Linked DNA regions of Homo sapiens: region 2 is linked to region 1. A link is an interaction called in ENCODE POLR2A ChIA-PET data of the cell type or tissue named here. Cell type or tissue: GM12878. All regions are shown on one strand. Each heading gives the region's core, and the rest is flanking DNA. Links, peaks and the distances in the headings are about the cores only.

Region 1 (10,539 bases), core at 736-8,735:
AAGGACTGTAAGTAATTTATTTATTTCTCTATTGAATGCAGGAGGTTATATCAGAGGAGGGAATTCTTGCAAATCAGTCTGACAGTCAAAGTTTAGTAAAATTGGTATCTAGTGATAGTGGTGAAAGAAAAATAAAATGGGAATAGTTTTGTTTATAAATTATTTTGAAAAAATACCCCCCAAAATCCCAATATAACTTTCATGTGCTCTTTAAGAAAATAATACCAAATAGTCAGACTATATCTCATGTAATACAGTTCCTTTTAAAGAATTTGATTCTGAAGGGTAAACACCAGGAGGCTATAACTGGTAAGTGGAAATATTTGAGCAGAAGCTCAAGAGATTTACCAGTCTTGGCAAAGAGTGCAGTAAAATAGTTGAGAATTTGGCCTTTGGAATCAGATGCCAGTATTCTCTAATAGTTGTGTGACCTTTGCCTATTTCCTCATCTTTAAAATAGAGGTTAAATTGTTGCATAACTCACAGAGTTGTTGGATGATTAAATAAGGTCATTAGTGGAAGCTCTCAGAACAGTGTCTGGTCCATAAGAAAGATTCAGCCAATGTTAATTACGTTTAGAAACTGCCATACTTTGGCTTTTGTCTTCCAAACTCTTTTAAGAGGATGAAAGTTGAGAAACTCTTTCACTAGTTCTAGAATTTCTGTATATTTATAGATAATCTCACCTGAGTTCCTGTAATGCAGATCATTATTTTCAACTAATAAAATTCACCTTATATAAATACACAGTTGGTGCTCTTCTCTAGAAACTCTGCTAACTTTTCCAGAAATGCCTTAGAGAGAAGAAATTTCCTGATTTTGTGAGCTTCTTACTTGAATATATTCTCTTTCTTTCTCAGCCTATAAACAAGGCAAGTTTCCTATTGTTACCTGAGATTCTAAGGTAGCAGGAAGAAGTGTATTTGTGTAAAGAGGTGGTTAATGCCCTGCCACTAATAAAATGCTCTAGATGTAATTACAGAGGAGGATGCACTATTTTAAAGAAAAATTAAAACATACTTTTTTTTTTCTTTTTGAGACAGCATCTCACTCTGTTGACCAAGCTGGAGTGCAGTGGTGGTCATAGCTCCCTGCAGACTTGAACTCCCAGTCTCAAGTGATTCTCCCACCTCAGCTTCCTGAGTAGCTGGGATTACGAGTGCATGCCACCAAGCCTGGCTAATATTTTTAAGATTTGTAGATACAGGGTCTCACTATGTTGCCCAGGCTGGTCTCAAACTCATGGCCTCAAGTGAGCTTCCGGCCTCTGTTTCCCAAAGTGCTAGGATATTGGTGTGAGCCACCATACCCAACCAATTCTTATAGTTTTAAAATTTCTTGAATAGATGTTGGTTTTCTTTGAATACAAATTGATATACCTTTGCTGTCTATATCAGTGAAGACCCTGTGAAGTAGATGTGAAGGTGTTCTACATAATATATACTATGGGTCGGGTACTTATAAGGTGGTACAGACATTTATAAACATCTCTAAGCTAGAGACATTTATTTCTTCTGATAACCCCATAAGATTGATTTTTGAAACTTTATTTTATAGTTAAGGACATTGCAGCTCAGAAAGGTGAAGTAATTGGCCCAAGATCAGTTTCCGGTGAGAGGTAGAGTATGGATACAAACATGTCTTTCTTATTAGATACTCTGCGCTTTTTTTGCAATACCATATGGCTTTCCAGTCAAGTAGCCTACATACATGGATTAAGCTATAATGCATGGTCTTGCCTTTGATATTATTTTTTTCAGATTCCACTTAACCACTCATATATACTAGTTCTTTTCCCTCCATTGATGGAAAATATTATCTCCAGAGTAGCACACTGATACTTGCTGATGACCACAAAAAGAAAACTTGTTCTTTAGTTTCGTACCACAAAAAATGATGAGCACCATCCCCAGCCCCATTATCGAATTTACCTTGGTTATTTTACCGTGAAACATTCTGTATTAATACTTATTTAGTGAAGCAATACCTTCAATTTTAACTGAAGTACCACTTTTATTTATTCATGTTGACAAAACATCTTCTGTAACTGGGTAAAAGAGTTTAGGGCTCTGACCTTTAAATTTCTTCTACCCTTTGTGCTGTGGCTAAATGGAGCTGAATATTTCCTAGATGCCATAGCTGGTAAAACGGGATGTTTACAGTTACATTAAGACATACAGAAGTAAACTTCGTACAGTTTTCTACAACTTAAGTCTACTTTCATGATGTCCTTATGGAAATTTGATGGCATCATTTATAAGGCTATAAAACTAAGTTTACCAAAATACCAAGGGCCATGAAATTCAAGGTAGACATTTTCTATAGGAAGCCTTGTACAATCATATTTGTACTTCAAGGACTTAGTCTGAGATCCCATGCTATTCTTCCACAAAATACAAAGAATCCTGGGCATTATCCCTGTGATACAAACACAGATTGCAGACTTTTTCTCTTATTTGTTACTGTTCACCTCCACAAATACAAAGCCTTGACAAACATAATGTGATTATTTCAAATTCTCTTCACAAAGAGTTTAGACCTTTGCATTGCCTGGCAGCCTGGTAAACTGCTCCTAGATTAGCCAACAAAGAAGATAAAAAGAAAGAAAGAAAGTGAAAAAAAAAAGAGAGGAAAGGCCTGAAGTGTAGTGGCTCAGAGCTTTAATTCTCTGCCGTTTTGCTTTCAGTGTTCATAAAGATTGGCTCACTCGACTCATCTTTCACTAAGAGAATTAACTTATTGAACCAAAAGATTAGGTTCGGATTTTTCTTCCACTGAGGAGCTCATTAGAGCTTCTAAGTATGCCTCTCTTGAGAAGACTCAGTTTAAATTTTTCTATTAACAGAGACACTTCATCAGTCTTGGCCACCTTTTGAACTCATTCAGTTCAAAACTTCCGCAGTTCAAAAGTACACAGAAGCTGATAATTAGAAATGCACACTTTTTGCACTTTTCAGGCATATTTCAGGCCTTTATCTTCTATTTTTTTCATCATCTTTGCCTTCACATTTTCTTTTTTACTTTTATTTTGTTTTCTCTGCATTTTTTACATCTCTGCTGACCAAATTTTATTAAGATTAGATAATATGTTGGTGGGGCTTAGTGAAAGAAACACTGTGCAAAATCTATGGTCTTGTGTAAAATGTAAAGACAGAACTAGTCTGTTATAAGAAGGAGATGGAAAATTTTACATACCCTAGGATCCCTGGTCTTCCTACAATGATAACAAAAGCTAGAGACAATATTTACTTTTGTTCCTACAGGGGTCACAATGCAGTGCTTCATAATTCTCTCATATCTGGTCAATGCTTCCTCATTCTCCAACCTTCTGCTGTGTAGATACTCCTTATTTTTAATGTTACCTTTGAACTCCTACCATGAAATGCAGTGAGCACCATAAGATAGACTGAGAAATAAAGTATGGAAATTGTTGCCTTGATTCCTTTTTTTATTTTGTAAATCACATCAATCAGAGGAGCACATTGGTTTTACCCCTATAGTATATACTAAATCTGACCACCATTTTTGCTACTCATCTGCCTGCAATGGTAATCTAAGTCATCAGCTGTTTTTGCCTATACTACTGAATATTTCAAATACCTAAATGATTTGCCTTCTTTCATTCCTATTTCCACCCCCATCTAACCAGAGTAAGCTTTTAAAATATAAATTAAATCATATCACTTCTTTGCTTAAAACTCCCCAATTGCTTCTCTTTGAACTTGGGTTAAATCCATTCACTTCCACAATTATTCTTGAGGGATCTGTCTCTTGCCTACCACAGACCATATTTCTTGTATTCTTGAGGGACCTGTCTCTTGCCTACCACACTGGCCATATTTCCAACCACACTCTGACTTCTGTGCTTCAGCCACACTGGTCTCTTTTCTCTAAACGTGACATGCTTACCATTGTGGTTCCCTGTTCTATAATTGTTCTTCCTGCCAGGGTTCGATTGGCAGGCTTCCTCTCATTCAGTTCTTCACTTCTTAGAGAGCTTGTCTTAGTTACCTAATCTAAATAAGCTCTTCCTTGTCCCCATTTTCCTTATTCAGTTATCATTAATTTTCTTTACAACTCTCATCTCCATCTGAAATTATGTATTAATTTATGTCCTTGTTTACTGTTTGCCATCTTAAAACAGAATTGTAGGTTTATTCAAGCATTGTACTCATTTATCTTGTTGACTGCAGTATCCTGTGTCCTGAAAACAGTGCCTGGTACTTTGTGGATACACAATAAATATTTGTTGAATGAATGAATATCCAAAGAGAGTCATGCATTGAGAAAAAAAAGAAGATATGTGGCATCTCCTACTTAGATCATGAGATCTTTATGAGTTAGCCACAGCAGGAAGATTTGTTTCAACCCAGTCTATGTTATGAACATAAAGATATTTAAATAACTCATCCTCATGTCATTTCAGTAACCAAGAATTTACTGCAGCTTTTCAGCTGCTCAGTGAAATGATTCCCAGAGGCTAAATGTGTAACACATTAAAATAAACATTTTTTTAAAACACCTTGGATGTGTGTATGACAAAAACCACACAGGGCATCTATTTTTAGAGTAATATGTCACGTGATGCTTAATTATTATCTCTGCTTATGCCAGAGAACAAGAAGTGTGTCATGACAGTCTCCTGGGTGTTTCCCCTAGGATTTCTTGTCTAAGCTGTAACTCAATTTGGCTTGCACCGCTTAATATGAAATATAAAATAATTGGTGGTTCTATACTTATGAGTCATTCAGGAAAATCAAATGGTAGAAAAAGTTGGGGAGAGAAAGAGGAGAACTGAGGAAGAAGAGCTAAATGGTAATAAGTCAGTCACCTAGGGGGATGCTGAAATTTTTTTGCCTACTTGAAAATTTTTAATGTTTCATTTTCTTCTGTGCACCAAACAGGTACTCTATAGTTGTTTGAAAAAGTCTATTTTGCTAACTGAGGAAGACAAAATCAATGATTTAAACTGCTTCTGGATTATTGGTTAAGAGTATTATAAAGATTTTTCAAGTTAAAAAGAATTAGCATACTGGTAAAATTTAATTTCCACACCTTGAAAGTCAAGTGATAATTTCTCAGTTTTTCAAATGGGGAAACCGAGTCTCAGACAAAGAGATTTGCTTAAATTCAGCATGTAAGAGCTACGGTGGAATATGTAAAACACTTAGTTATGTCTGTATATGTTTATATCTTATTGTCATTTCTCTTTGATCTCACTTATTAATAAAGGGTCTGGATTAGGGGTGTCTGTTGGAAGAAGTAATAGTATTTCAATTAGGCTGTATTAGTTTGTTCTCACAATGCTATAAAGAACTGCCCAAAACTAGGTAATTTATAGAGGAAAGAAGTTTAATTGACTCACAGTTCTGCATGACTGAGAGTGGGGGGTTCAGGAAACTTACAATCATGGTAGAAGGGGAAGCAAATATGTCCTTCTTCACATGATGGTTGGAAGGAGAAGAATGAGAACCAAGCGAAGGGGGAAGCCCCCTTATAAAAACATCAGATATCATGAGAACTTGCTCACTATTATGAGAATAGCATAGAGGAACCGCCCCCATGATTCAATTACTTCCCCCTGGGCCCCTCCCATAACACATGGGGATTATGGGAACTACAATTCAAGATAAGATTTGGGTGGGGGTGCAGCCAAACCATATCATTCTACCATTGGCCCCTCCCAAATCTCATGTCCTCACATTTCAAAGCACAATCATGCCCTTCTAAATGTGCCCCAAAGTCTTAGTTCATTCCAGTATTAACCCAAAAGTCCATGTTCAAAGTCTCATCTGAGACAAGGCAAGTCCCTTTTGCCTATGAGCCTGTAAAATCAAAATCAAGTTAGTTACTTCCAAGACACAATGGGGGTACAGGCATTGGGTAAATGTTTCCATTCCAAATGGGAGAAATTAGCCAAAACAAAGGGGTTACAGGTTCCATGCAAGTTCAAAATCCAATAAGGCAGTCATTAAATCTTAAACTTCCACAATGATCTCTTTTGACTCCATGTCTTTGACTCCAGGTCATGCTGATGCAAGAAGTGGACTCCCATGACCTTGGGCAGCTCCACCCCTGTGGCTTTGCAGGGTACAGCCCCCTCCTGGCTGCTTTCATGGGTGGCGTTGAGAGTCTGTGGCTTTTCCAGGCACAGAGGGCAAGCTGTTGGTGGATCTACCATTCTAATGTCTGGAGGATGGTGGTCTTCTTCTAACAGCTCTACCAGGCAGTGACCAAGTGGGGACTCTGTGTGTGGTGGTGTCCAATCCCACATTTCCCTTCTGCACTGCCCTAGAAGAGGTTTTCCATGAGGGCTCTGCCCCTGCAGCAGACTTCTGTCTGGACATCCAGACATTTCCATACATCCTCTGAAATCTAGGTGGAGGTTCCCAAACCTCAATTCTTGACTTCTGTTCATGCACAGGCTCAACACCAGGTGGAAGCTGCCAGGGCTTGGGGCTTGAACCTTCCAAAGCCACAGCCTGATCTATACCTTTGCCCCTTTTACCCACAGCTGGGGTGGCTGGGATGCAGGGCACCAAGTCCTGAGACTGCACTAAGCAGCAAGGCCCTGGGCCTGGCCCAGGAATCCATTTTTTCCTCCTAGGCCTCTGGGCCTGTAATGGGATGGGCTGCTATGAAGGTCTCTGATATGCCCTGGAGACTTTTTCCCCATTGTCTTGCTGATTAACATTCAGCTCCTTCTCTATCACATCACCAGGCTGCACACTTTCCAAACTTTTACACTCTGTCACCTCTTGAATGCTTTGCTGCTTAGAAATTTCTTCTGCCAGATACCCTAAATTATCTCTCTCAAATTCAAAGTTCCCCAGATCTCCAGGGCAGGGGGAATATGCCACCAGTCTCTTTGCATAGCAAGAGTTACCTTTATTCCAGTTCCCAACAAGTTCCTCATCTCCATCTGAGGTTACCTCAGCCTGGACTTCATTGTTCATATCACTATCAGCATTTTGGTCAAAGCCATTTAACAAGTCTCTAGGAAGTTCCAAACTTTTCCGCATCTTCCTCTCTTCTGAACCCTCCACATCTCTAGGAAGTTTCAAACTTTCCCACATTTTTCTGTCTTCTTCTGAGCCCTCCAAACTGTCCCAGCCTCTGCCTGTTACCCAGTTCCAAAGTTGCTTCCGCACTTTCAGGTATCTTTGTATCAGTGCCCCACTCTCTGTGGTACCAATTTACTGTGTTAGTCTGTTCTCACACTGCTATAAAGAACCCCTGAGATTGTATAATTTCTAAAGGAAAGATGTTTAATTGACTCACAGTTCCACGTGACTGGGGAAGCCTCAGGAAACTTACAAGCATAGCAGAAGGAAAAGCAAACATGTCCTTCTTCACATGATGGTTGGAAGGAGAAAAATGATGGCTGAGCAAAGGAGGAGGCCTCTTATAAAACCATCAGATCTCGTGAGAACTTGCTCACTATCATGAGAATAGTATGGGGGAATCCACCCCCAGTGATCAATTACCTCCCACCAGGCCCCTCTCATGACATGTGGGGATAATGGGAACTACAATTCAAGATGAGATTTGGGTGAGGACACAGCCAAACCATATCATAGGCTTTGTATTAAATATGATGCCAGTAAACCTATGCTTTCCATAAGCCCTAATATTTTTTATCAATATTAAGAAACAATAATGGCTTAGATCTATACATTCATGTAGTAGAACATTAGTGTTGGAAGGGACTTTTGAGATTTTATTTAACCTCTAATACAAAACAGAAGCATCTTCTAGAGTATTTCTATGAGATGGTGGTCCTGGATAGTCCATTTATAGTGTCCACCATTTATTACCTCTTAAGGACTTCCTTCATATAGGTTGCAGTGTTTGCTGTCTTGTGACCGTAATGTTCTGGTCACAACTGAGAGGATTATGGCTGGGTAGCTGCTACAAAGGCAACTATTTGGAGAAAGAAATCTGTAAGACGGCCTGGTGAGAGGAACTTAATAGTGATGCACTGTATTCGATGTTGAGAGGACAATTCAATAAGATTATCTAGTCTGGGTGTGGTGGCTCATGCCTGTAGTCCCAGCACTTTGGGAGTCTAAGGTGGGTGGATTGCTTGAGCTCAGGAGTTTGAGACCAGCCTGGGTAACATGGGAAAGCCCTGTCTCTACAAAAGTACAATAATTAGCAGGGTGTGGTGACATGCACCTGTGGTCCCAGCTACTCAAGAGGCTGAGGTAGGAGGATCACTTGAACCCGGGATGTCAAGGCTGCAGTGAGCCTGCACTCCAGCCTGCGTGGCAGAGTGAGACCCTGTCTCAAGAAACAAAAAAGATTATCTAGCAGGACATTTTAAAGTAAGTCACGGAGAAAAATCATCAGATAGCAGAGATGTCAGAAGAAAAAACACCATAGGAAAAAAAAAACTAGTGTGGAAAAGTCATGGGGCAGGAGAAGCCTAGAATAGGAGTAGCCATGAGAAGCAAAGACATCTGTTGCTTGTGGGGCAGTTAAATCATTTACAGCAGAAAAGAGAAGTGAGATCTCAAGTGTAGTTGATGCCATTGAGTCAAGAGAGCAGTTCTTTGATGACCAAAGATGCTATTGAATTACGGACATCCATACATACATTTCCATTTCTTCTTTAAATATGAGATTTCTGAAATTTCCTTTTTTACTAATAAATTTCCAGGGTAAGTAAGGTAAGTTAGGTGACTGGACAATGCCTCTTTTCTGTGGCAAGTTCTAAGAGACTATTTAATTTGATTGGATTTTCTCTAATTTTTGGTCAGTCTATTTTCTTCTGAGACAGCTTGTTGAAACATTTTATTTATGTTAAACCTAAACTGAATTCCTTATCATTTGTTAGTCCTAGTCCTGGACTCTAGAGAAACACGAGTTAAGTCTACATCCTTATTTTAATGATGATCTGTTAACTATAGGAACATAAGTATCACATCTTAGTTACCCTTAACAACCCTAAACCAGTCATATATTTATGTCAATTAAAATATTATTTCTAGTTTCTCCGGTAATATTATATAACATCACTTCTATAACTTTCAACTTAATTGTCAAAGTCTGCCACTCCTTTTATTTGTCAACACTCTATTTAAAGGCTTAATTCAGAGCCAGACATATATCTTAATCTCCCTTGATACAGACAGTACACTTCTATTAAATTAGCCTAAGATTTCATTAACCATCAGCTTCATCATCATCGTCTGACTCATGGTAGTCCACCTCCAGGGCATTTAAAAGGCATTCTTGGCCTGAATTTTGTTCTTGAATAATGGGACTTTAAAAATATCAATGCTAGATTTAAATTTGTCTCTATTGAATTTAGCCTTAGTGATTTGGCTCTATTATAGCTTTTTGCTGTCTTTTCCAAATTGTGTTCTGTGGAAGATTCATGTCCACAAAAGTAGTAATTACACACACACATTTATACAACACACGTACACATACATATATTTTCCACCATGTTATAAATTTGATAAGTTTTAGGGTAAAGAAGGGTTAAAAAAGTTATCTCTGTACAACCTTAGAGCCTAATCTCTAGCAGAGAGAAATAGTGTTGGCTGTTTCTCAAAAATTTTATTATGGAACTATTTTGTTGAATGCCTACTAATATTTACAGGAACACAAATACCTTTTTGACCTTAAACATGTTATGAATCTTCCTGAATCATAGCCTCCTAATCCATAACATGGGGATAATATTTGTCTCATAAGGTTATTGTGAATGTTAAAGGAGATGATGTATTTGAAGTACCTCTTTTAGTGTTTGAGCCATATAAAGGGCTCAAACAATGTTTATTCTTATTACTATCTTTTAAGATTTTTATTTCACTATGTGATTTTTCTTGCTATATTTTTATATTTTGTCATCAAAATTCAAAAAAAATGCTCATGTACGTCTTCATTTTTAAATAAAATTACCAGACCTCTTCTAAATTATTTCTTTATTCTTCATATTATGTACTTTTATGTAGAATTATCTTAGTCTCTTATTCAAATATCAAACTAAAATTCCACTTTACCAGCTAGTTTTGATTAAGTTAAATTCAACAGCTGTTTCTTGAGAATTCTTGTCATTCACACTGACCTTGGCTTTCTTTGCTATGTCTCATAAATCTTTCCTCTTTTCCATCCTTTTTCTCACTTCTCTGAGTGTCATCACATTGGGTCTAAGGGTTTTTAGACTTTTGTTGACTGTCTCAACCCAACCTCTAAATCAGACACACAGCTTTTGCCTACTGAGCCTGTTGAGATGACAGCTGTTTATAATAAATACTCCAAATGAGAATTCAATTTCAAAATAATTTTTTCTGATATTTTCAAATGTTTTTCAGGTTAAAAAATTTTTGATCTCTTCCTATTTTGCCTGTGGCAGAAATTGAAAGAAGAATTAAATAAATATGTGAAAGTGACACCAGGATTAGGACCATATTTATAACTTCTCTGTTTTGGTGTGCCCTTTCTTCATACAAAATAGTAATGCCTCCCCTGTGTGTTTCACCACTCAGATGTTTGGGGGTAGTCCCAGAGAATACCCCAGCTGCCTGT
Region 2 (10,539 bases), core at 919-8,918, 71 kb before region 1:
CTTTCCACATCGCCTGAGTCTGACAGCCCGGATCAAAAACAAGCAGGCTTTGTGTCAAGACGTGGCACGTGTCAGAGAATTTGACGGTACTTAATTTATTTAAATTGTTTTTTGTTTAAGTGTTAGATGCTTGAAACAGCCTCTTAGCTAATACCGAATGGAAACTAATTTGTAATTTGACTTAATCTGACTTTTGGTGTTGCTGATAACCCAAATTAGTCAGTCCACAGGAACTGAAAATCTGCTATGCTTCTCATGTTGTGCTAGACAAATATTTTCATCTTTAACTAGTCAATTAGCTAGATAGAAAGGTTAGAAGTAGAGTGGTGGGGGAAATATCTATAGAGGCTTCAGGTCTGTCCTGTGGTTTAAAAGATTTTACATTTGAATCTATCCAGAATGACTTTTGATTCAAAAGACCGATTGGATGAAATCTTGAAGTTCCTAATAGATGCACTGATTTCCGGCATACTAAAAGGGTATTTAAAATTGACAAGGCTCAAAATTTTACTAATAATTTATTAATTCTTGCCACCATTCATCCACTTAGCAGCTATGTACTAAGGCACTACTATCTTTGTTTTCTGTTAGTACTTTTTCTGCATTTCTTGTTTCGGATTGAATTTTTTTTTTTGTTCTTGTCTGTTTTCTTTCATTTAAAATTTTTTGGTTTTTAAAATTTGTACTTATTCAGTTGATATATAATCATACATACTCATGGTATACATAGTGATGTTTTGATACGTGGAATGTACAGTGATCAGATCAGAGTAATTAGCATATCCATCACCTCCCTCACACAATGATCATTTCTTCATTTTGGGACTGTTGAATATCCTCCTTCTAACTATTTGAAACTAGTACATGATATACTATTGTTAACTATAGTTAGCCTACAGTATAGAGCACTAGAACTTATTCTTCCTATCTAGCTGTAATTTTTTATCCTTTAACAAGTGTGTCCCTATCCATTTCTTCCCCCAACCCTTCCCAGCCTCTAGTATCCTCTGTTCTACTTTTTACTTCTATGAGATCAACTTTTTTTAGCTTCCACATATGAGTGAGAACATGTGGTGTTTAACTTTCTATTCCTGGCTTATCTCACTTAACATAATGTCTTCCAGTTCAATCCATGTTGCTGTGAATGACAGGATTTCATTCTTTTTTATGGCTGAATTGTATTCCATGGTGTATATATACCACATTTTCTTTATCCATTCATCTGTTGTTGGACACCTAGGCTGATGCCATCTCTTGGCTATTGTGAATAGTGCTGTAATAAACATGGGAGTGCAGATGTCTCTTCGATATAATGATTTCCTTTCCTTTGGATGAATTCCCAGTAGTGGGATTGCGGGATCATATGGTAGTTCTATTTGTAGTTGTTTGAGGGACCTCCATACTGTTCTCCATAGTGGCTGTACTAATTTACATTCCCACTAACAGTGTATGAAAGTTCCCTTTTCTCCTTATCCTCACCAGCATTTATTATTTATTGTCATTTTGATCATAGCTATCCTAACTGGTGTGAGATGATACCTCATTGTGGTTTTAATTTCCATTACCCCAATGATGAGTGATATTGAGCATTTTTTCATATATTTGTTAGCCATTTGTATGTCTTCTTTTTCTTCCTTTCTTTTTTTTTTTTCTTTTTTTTTTTGAGATGGAGTCTCACTCTGTCGCCAGGCTGGAGTGCAATGGCATGATCTCAGCTCACTGCAACCTCCGCCGCCCGGGTTGAAGCGATTCTTCCAACTCAGCTTCCCTAGTATCTGGGATTACAGGCACCTGCCATCATGCCTGGCTAATTTTTGTATTTTTGTAGAGACGGGGTTTTACCATGTTGGCCAGGCTGATCTTGAACTCCTGAGCTCAGTTGATCCACCCTCCTTGGCCTCCCAAAGTGCTGGGATTACAGGTGTGAGCCACCATGCCCAGTCTTGTATAGCTTCCTTTGAGGAACGTCTGTTCAGATCATTTGCCCATTTTTAAATTTTTTTTTTTCTGTTGAGGTATTTTAGTTCATTATATATTCTGGATATATAAATGAGTAGTTTGCAAATATTTCCTTCCATTCCACAGGTAGTCTTTTCACTCTGTTAATTGTTTGCTGTGCAGAATCTTTTTAGTTTAATATAACCCCATTAGTTTATTTTTGCTTTTGTTGCCTGTTTTTTGAAGGTCTTATTCATAAAATTTTTTCCCAATCCAATATGCTAAAGCCTTTCCCCTATGTTTTATTCCAGTAGTTTTATTGTCTCAGGTTTTACATGAAGGTTTTGATCCATTTACTTATTTTCAGTTGATTTCTGTATAGAGTGAGAGGTATGGTCTAGTTTCTTTCTTCTGCATATGGATATACAGTTGTCTGTTTTCTTTCATTTTTAAATCTTGCTACATATTTAAGATTTTTAAATTTTACTTTATGTATTTTAGTGATTATCCTTGAGTTTTTCCTATGATATTGAATTTAATAAAGGACAATGTTGAAGACTATCTTTACATATTTCTCCTGAACGTGAATATTTAATGTGGCTCTTCAACCATCTCAGTTGCTTCCATTTTCGTTTAGTAGTTTATTTATTTTTATCTATTTCTCCATTTTTAAGTTTCCATTCTATTCCAGGCCCTGTGTTGGGCATTGGGGCAGAAAGTAAAACAAATAACATTCCCCAAGAGGTCCAAATCACACAGATGATTATGTACAGATGTGAAGTATTTGATCCAGTATGCATTTCATATAAATATATACATATATGTATACATATATATATAGCTCTCTCTATATGGATATATGAATAATATGATGAATACTGATAGCAAGAGTAATACCTTAAAAATATAAGCCCTTATTTATAGAGGTATAAGAAACTTTTATAAAAAGAATAAAAAAGCCCTAGTTATCATTACGTAATTTGGCTTAAGGGCGGAAAACAAGCAGCTGAAGATAATAAAAATAGATTAAGAAAATATGAGTACAATATAAGGGAGAGACTGAGAATGCTTGGAAATATCAAGTTTGTGGCTCTCTTCTGCAAGGAAGCCCACTAACATAGATGAATAGTCCCTATCCTTGGTAACGGTACATACGAGGTACAAAATCAGGTTACAACAAACCATACCAATCCTTGTAGGCATTCCACAGTTAGTGCTTATAAATTGAAAAGAGATACTTTTTAGCAAGACTAGAGAATCTTTTTGGGTCTGAGCAATTTATTTCAGTCTCCATTGCGATATAAGTGAGTTGAAGCCCAGAACTAACAAAAGAGGAAAATATAATTAATTTACAGCAAATTGGTAAGAAGAGACCACCTCTCCATTACGTTAAGTTTATGGACTGGTGGCTGAATTCTTAACACTGGTCCATTCCAGGAAATTTGTGAAAATGCTGGCATTTGGTACCTGGTAATTCAAAATTCCTACAGTGATGTAGGCTTCACTCCTAATGAATGTCTTAATAAGCATTTCATTTGTGTAACTTGTCACATAAGCATTAATATCTCCTACATATTTTCCCCCTTCTAGTTTTCATCCTTTACTTATTTTATTTTGCTTTGTCTGGACTGACTATGCATTGATCTCTTGATATTTTATGTGTTCATTTATATATGACAACCATTTCAGGTTGACAATTAAAAACCATGGGTTAGCTAGTAGCTTATGTTTTGGGCCCTTGAAGCAACATTTGAGAATAGGGCTAATAAACATTTCCTGAACAAAGAAACAAACCGACCAAAAAAACACAAAAACCTGCTGCAATTTTCCTAAAAAATAAGTTGTCACCTTTTGTTGATGCTGCTTCTGTTTACAGTGGTAGAATGTGTCCTGAAAGCTTATGTTTATATGATCTTTTCCAAAAGTGCAGAGGAATGAAGGTGATATTATTTATACCATTGATACTATTCTGAGGTTTCTTTCCTTTCTTGGCTGGAAATTTCACGTTAGTCTTCCAAAACTATTACAAAAATAAATCATAAGCAGAAATGAGGTTTTGAGTTCCTGGTTTTACCTGAATTGTGTGTGTGAGTTGGTTGTTTAGAGATTATTTTATCCTACTAAAAACAGTAACGTATTGAATTATTATAGTAAACACTGTCATTTCATCATCATCTCCAAAAACTATAAAGTATTTGGGTTTCATATGCCATTCTAAGTATGCTATTTTTCTTTGGATTTCAGTGTGATTACAAATTGCTATGGTTAATCTTTCAGAGGCTGTTTTAAATACAGACCAGAGAGGAAGTTCTCTTTGGAAGCTTTGGAGTTTTGCCACATTATTTTAACTCTTTTGCCACATTGTATTACTATCTAAACCTCTTTCAATCTTTTAACTGGAATGCCTAGAATCCTGTCTCCCTACTCTCCTCTGCTATCACTAGAGAATGTAGAGAATGGAAATGGCTGCCTTTATGCAACAATTTCCCAGGAGCTGGGCCAAAGAAGGTGGTAAAGAACAGGTTGTGTGTGTGTGTGTGTGTGTGTGTGTGTGTGTGTGTGTGTGTGTGTGTGAGAGAGAGAGAGAGAGAGAGAGAGAGAGAGAGAGAGATTTAGAACATTTTACAGTGTATCTTGAAGACCCTGGGATAACTATATGTCTTTTGTGTTTTTCAGCTTGCTTTGACCAGATCAAGTTCTTTAAGTGACTTTTCCTGGTCTCAAAGGTAAAGAGATTGAATTATTTTTTGTCTCTCCCAAAATATTTAGGAACATAGCTCTCCAGACTGTTTTTTCCTCTCTCTTCCTCTCTCTCTCTCTCTCTCTCTACGCACACACACAGACGCACACACACAGACACACACACAGAATCTTACATACTACAATTTACATAAATGTCAGTTATTTTTAATTGTGACAGTTATTTTTAATGATAGATCTGTGCCAAATGTGATACTTTAATTTTCATGCAGTTTCTTTTTTAAACATTTTTATTACAGAAAGCTTGTTACTGTGGAGAAGCAGGATAATGAAACATTTGGATTTGAAATTCAGGTGGGCAATTTTCACATTTTCTAGACTTCCAAGGAAGAAAGTGGCACCGGTAGTGTCATGTTATGTGCAAAGAAAAAATGAAGTTAGGATTAGAGAATGATGGAGCCTATGACTTTTATTCAGTGTGTGGCTGTTTGGGGGTAGTTTTTCAGTGTGTTGAGTACTATTAAGGAAAGAAAACATTGAAGATGATAACAAAACCTCTGCGATATGCTCAGCAGTTTGTGCTTAGTTGCTTCAGTCTTCCCTTAAGTCCCAGACTGATCAGCTAGGTTGGTATCAGCTAGGTCTTAGATAAGAGAGTGAAATACATTTTACAGATGTGTACTTGATATATTTGCATGTGTTTTGTATAATCATATTGTTATACTGTGTATCAGATTTTAAGTATTTACTTTGGCATTCAAGAGACACTCGAAAGACTATACATCTGTGTATATAGAATGCATATATTCATGGATAGCTCCTGGTATGTTTTGCAACTAGAGTTCATATTGTACATAATGAGCAATTTGTAGCTTTTTTTCCTAATGACAATGCTTTATAATTGTTATTTGAAACACTTGAGAACATTTGGCTCTACTTGCAGATTGCCTCATGCTGTAGGAAATTTTTAAGTCTTTATAAGTTTCAGCATAATTGCCTAAGAATTTCATTGCTTATTAGCTGTCTGCTTTTTCATGAGCACATTTGTAAAATGGGTGAGGTAGGTCAAATGAAGTCTAACCCAATTAAGTGCAACAGTAGTAGCTTAAGCATTTCTGTTTTTTTTTTCCATAGTACGTTTGCATGTCTTTTGGATGTGTTTTGCATAATCATATTCTTACACTCTATATCAGATTTTAGATCTTAGCTTTACTGCTGCTTTCAGAAAACTCTGGTGTGATATCAGCCCCACAATTGGAAAGTCAGTGTTTATTTTAAGATTAGGAACAGGAAACTGCTAAGAAAAACATGTTTTATGAGTAAAGAAACAAAATGGAACTTTAGCTGCAATGAAGACAGAGAAGGCACTTTGAAAAGAGGATCACTTCTACTTTCCTAACTCCTGTACTTTTAAATTTGGAGGAATCTGTAATTCACCACAGTAACTGGTGAAATCTATAGGTTTTAGAAGCATAGTGCTCCCTCTTACTCCCCGGTCATATGAACTACTCCCTATTCTGTTGTAGAGACACTGCTTTTTGTCACTGCTTCTTTTTAAAGGAAAATTATCCTCAAGGATGTGCAGCAGTGGCTACTGAAAACTGGATAAACGACTACTCACCTTTCTTTATTTTTCTTATACTGCCATAATAATGTCACTACTTTCTTAAGTTTTTCTCCCATACCATAAACACTTATTCTCCGTGGAGCAAGAGTCAAAACTATGTCAGGCCACAACACCACTGAACTTTTGTAGATCAACATGAACTAATGGCACCTCTAAATGGCAGCATGTAGGTGTTATCTCAGTGATGCAGGAACCCACACTCCTGTAAATTCCCTCTGGTATATGCTCTCCATTGTCAAATACACACCATAATCTATTCCCTAGTACTCATCAGATTTGCAGCAGTTAACAAATAGGAGACATGCTTCTGGGAACTTTTTGAAAATCAGATAGAACCTCATGTACCCATATTGTGCATGCAGTGTGAGTACATGTTTGGGATGTGGCCTACTAGAGGAATGACACTTTGGAAGAGACCAGATCCATGGTTCTCCATGGGAGCTAGTTTTATGCTGCTTATCAGAATCGTGCAGCCCAATAGGAATGCAGACTTTGGACTCATGCACACCTGAATTCATATCCTCCTAATGCCTTATGGGGTCCTTAGGAGTTTTAAATGAAATAATACATGCAATGTACCTAGTGATGTGCCTTACCAATAGAAGATCCACAAATGACAGGTGTTAGAATGAATGTCACTGGGCATGAGAAAGGACAATGAGATCTTTGTGTCTCTAAGAAATGCAGGTGATCATTGTGTCACTGATCCCTTAATGGGAGCTAGAAGACTGGGTAAGAGAAAAAAGCATCCAATTAATACTTTCTGTAGCTTTGGGGTTTCTGTTTTTTTCTATTTCTAACTACCATATTTTACACCCAATGTGAACATATATGGAGGTGCCAGCTACATAAATCAACATGTTTCTACTGCACTGTACTTACTTTGATCTCTGGGAATGGAGGGTAGAGTCTCACTGCTAATGAGAATTGTTAGAACAGTGGTTTCCCAAAGGAGTGTCAGTTGTATATTTTATTCATGTACCACATGAACTAGATCAGTCTTTCATCTCCAGAAGGGTCTAGGCTATACTGAGAAGACCCCTGGCAGGAAAGCTGTCAATGAAGTTTCTGACATAGATGGGAACATAGTGCATGATCTTTTAAAGTCCCTTCTACCTTTAAGATATGGGGATTCTAAGTGCCTTATAGATTAGATAGAAGTCCTTTAGAGGTGAACAGACCCAAGTTTCTAGAAGTTGCTTGCATGTGGCTGACTTGTGATGCCTCAGGGATTATTGAATAAGAAAGAATGAACATCAGACATCAATTTTTTCACAAGGAAGTACTACTTTAATGTAGCTTAATTTTAGGAATCAGATGTTTAAAAGACGTACTCTACTCAGAACACTGATTTTGCTTCTAAGTGGAACTAGACTTCATAATTTAAATGTGTGAAAAAAAGAAAATTATATTTGTTATAGGTCATTGGGACACTATATCTAGCAAACATTTATTCAGTGTTTTGGTATAATTAAAAATAAAAAAACCCACCACCACCAAACTACTTGTGCCTAATTGAGGCAAGAGTTGAAGCTTAACTTTTTCTAATTTAGTTGGGTGACTAATGAACCGGTGAGGATTCAGGACAGGCATACCAGAGGGTGCTCAGAAATGAAGGTAATTGAGTCAATTATAGTACTTTTGAATAAATGCAGGGCAGATTGTCATTATGTGCAGAACTCTGATTTAAAATAATCATTGTTGGCATGTCTCCTTGCTGCATGTGTACAATTTCATACTCCTATAATGAGTGTTTTAGCTTGGGAGAACCACTTAGGGATTTTTCTCATTGCACTTGGCCATCGTTGTTTTATCCCATTGGGAAATGAGAAACTCAATTTTTAAAAATAAATCGTGATAGCATCAGGTGATATCTTGGGCTTGAAAATATAAAATCTTGAGCCACTCTCATTTCACTTTCTTTCTCATGACAGATGTCTTTATGAATGGAGTTGGCTACAGATTGTCTGGTAGAATTGCAAAATTGATACCTTGATTTAGTTTATAGTGGAAATCCTTTGTCCTTTGAACTTACCTATTATACTGCTTAATGATAATTGACATCATTTTAAATTTTGGCAAATAGATGTTGAGGTTGTTAAATAGTAACTATATATCATCTTAATTTTTACAGTCTTACAGGCCCCAGAATCAGAATGCCTGCTCCTCGGAAATGTTCACTTTGATATGCAAAATACAGGAGGACAGCCCAGCTCACTGTGCTGGCCTGCAAGCTGGTAACTTAAATTTTTGCTCATGTTAGGAATCATTTAAATGGAAAGAAAATAAAATGTTTTGAGAGTGAAGGTCAGGATGTATTTGTTGCTTTGAGTTTTCTTGGCTCCTTTATGTTTTTAAGACTTGGAGCTGCTTGTTTCATTTGCATGTCAGGAGGGATTATTTAACTAACCAACATAACACTCATTTTTCTTGGCATCTCCCAGGTGATGTCCTTGCAAATATCAATGGTGTGAGCACAGAAGGTTTTACCTACAAACAAGTCGTTGACCTGATCAGATCGTCCGGAAACCTGCTAACGTAACTATCTGTCTAGTTCCCGTGGGGCTTCAAAATGTTATGTTTTCTCATAAAGCCTGATGAGTGAATAAATAGGCCTTTTGTTCAGCATTACAAGACGGAGTGAGGCAGTGCACCGGAGCTTTAGAGTGGGGTACAAACATTATCAGTTCCTTTTGTTTCTCAAGATTCCTCACACTTGAACATACTGTCAACATCTGAAGTCAGAGGACATCAATAGCCCAAACGTCTGTGTGGGAAGGATGGCCTTTACAAATGTATTTTTTTAATGTCAAATTCAATTAAACTGGCACACATTCTCTTTAAACTGGGAAGAACTGATCCAATTTTCATGGTTGATATAATCCTGTAGCTAAAACAAATCAAAGGTCAGAAGGGCTGAGTTTTTCCTCTTATGTGACAAGCCACCTGTTTTTCTCTTCTAGTGTTCCATTTGGAAGGAAGAATAGTCTGTTCAACCCTCCCCACCCTGAAACACACATACTCACACCACATGTTCCAAATGTTCCAAACTTCTTTTTTTTTTTTTTTTTTTTGAGACGGAGTCTCGCTCTGTCGCCCTGGATGGAGTGCAGTGGCGCGATCTTGGCTCACTGCAAGCTCTGCCTCCCAGGTTCACGCCATTCTCCTGCCTCAGCCTCCCTAGTAGCTGGGACTACAGGCGCCCACCACCATGCCCGGCTAATTTTTTGTATTTTTAGTAGAGACGGGGTTTCATCGTGTTAGCCAGGATGGTCTCAATCTCCTGACCTCATGATCCACCCGCCTCCGCCTCCCAAAGTGCTGGGATTACAGGCATGAGCCACCGCCCCTGGCCCCAAACTTCTTAATAGAACACTGGCTTTCCCAATTAGAGGTTTGACTGATTTTTCTACCATAACAATACTAGCACCTAATAAAATCTTATTAGGATAGTTAAATGATGAAATTCGCTCATTCATTAAAATCATATTTATTGAGCAAATACTATGTTTCCAGCTCTGTGATAGGCTCAGGAGAGACGAAGATAAAGACTCTCTTAGTACGTTAATAGTTATGGAAGGAAATGGCTCAGAAAAGCCTGAAATTTAAGTAATGTGTATATTTCAGTTATTGATAACTACTATGAGAAAAGTGCAAAACAGCAATGGCCTGTCATGCTAGGTAAGAAGGCTGCTAGTTTGGCTTAGATGTGTAAAGTGGTCTTTTCTAGGGAGGCGATATTTGAGTTGAGATCTAAATGAAGAGAAGGATGGTCAAATGAACTCCTCGTAAGAGCACTTCAGGCAAAGAGAGAGGTCTCTGAGTGCTCACAATGGGCTTGGCATGTACAAGGGAAAGAGAAAAAGACAGTATAATTGGTATTTGATGGATTAGAGAGGGTATAATAAGAAATGAAGCCAGAGAGTTGGCCTGGGGGCAGACCATGGATCTCTTTGGACATGCCAACAAGTTTGGGTTTTATTCTGATTGAGGTGGGTCATATATTGTGTCATTTATTCTTCACAGCCACCCATGAGGTTAATTTTATTCCTATTTATAGATGAAGTGCCTGAAGCTTAGAGGGGGCTTAGTTAAGGTCACATAACTGGTAAGTGATAGGGCTGGGGTTTGACCACCTGCTCTGGATGCCAGGATCTGTCCTTTTCAGCTACAGCTGCTCCTTGGAAGCTGCCAGTAGAAAATCTGCTGGATGCTTTTCAGTGATTCTGGTGTAAAACTTCAAAGGATGCTTTGGGTGTTTGTGAGAGCAGATT

What was found. ChIA-PET counts read pairs that join two places held together with the same protein. Peaks named below come from ENCODE experiments on the same cell type or tissue, not always from the same donor. Only the 100,000 strongest peaks of a DNase experiment are listed, where the experiment ranks them.
Region 2: POLR2A ChIA-PET joins it to region 1 with 5 read pairs; 6 of 35 experiments call an interaction of 5 or more read pairs at or near these places.

Annotation. Positions count from the first base shown.
Region 1 is chr2:157,357,788-157,368,326 of GRCh38, reverse strand. No RefSeq gene overlaps it. Among named protein-coding and RNA genes, the nearest start is that of ERMN, 37 kb to the right of the region's middle. In GM12878, for the core only: no CTCF peak of the experiment used is centred there; DNase peaks (open chromatin) are centred at 3,876 and 4,476; H3K27ac peaks cover 1,650 bases.
Region 2 is chr2:157,428,823-157,439,361 of GRCh38, reverse strand. CYTIP (cytohesin 1 interacting protein) reads left to right here. Exons shown (of 8, transcript NM_004288.5): 2 at 4,615-4,664; 3 at 4,938-4,992; 4 at 8,400-8,502; 5 at 8,710-8,803. Among named protein-coding and RNA genes, the nearest start is that of CYTIP, 10 kb to the left of the region's middle. RefSeq lists an enhancer at 258-327. In GM12878, for the core only: no CTCF peak of the experiment used is centred there; no DNase peak of the experiment used is centred there; H3K4me3 peaks cover 4,095 bases; H3K27ac peaks cover 1,752 bases.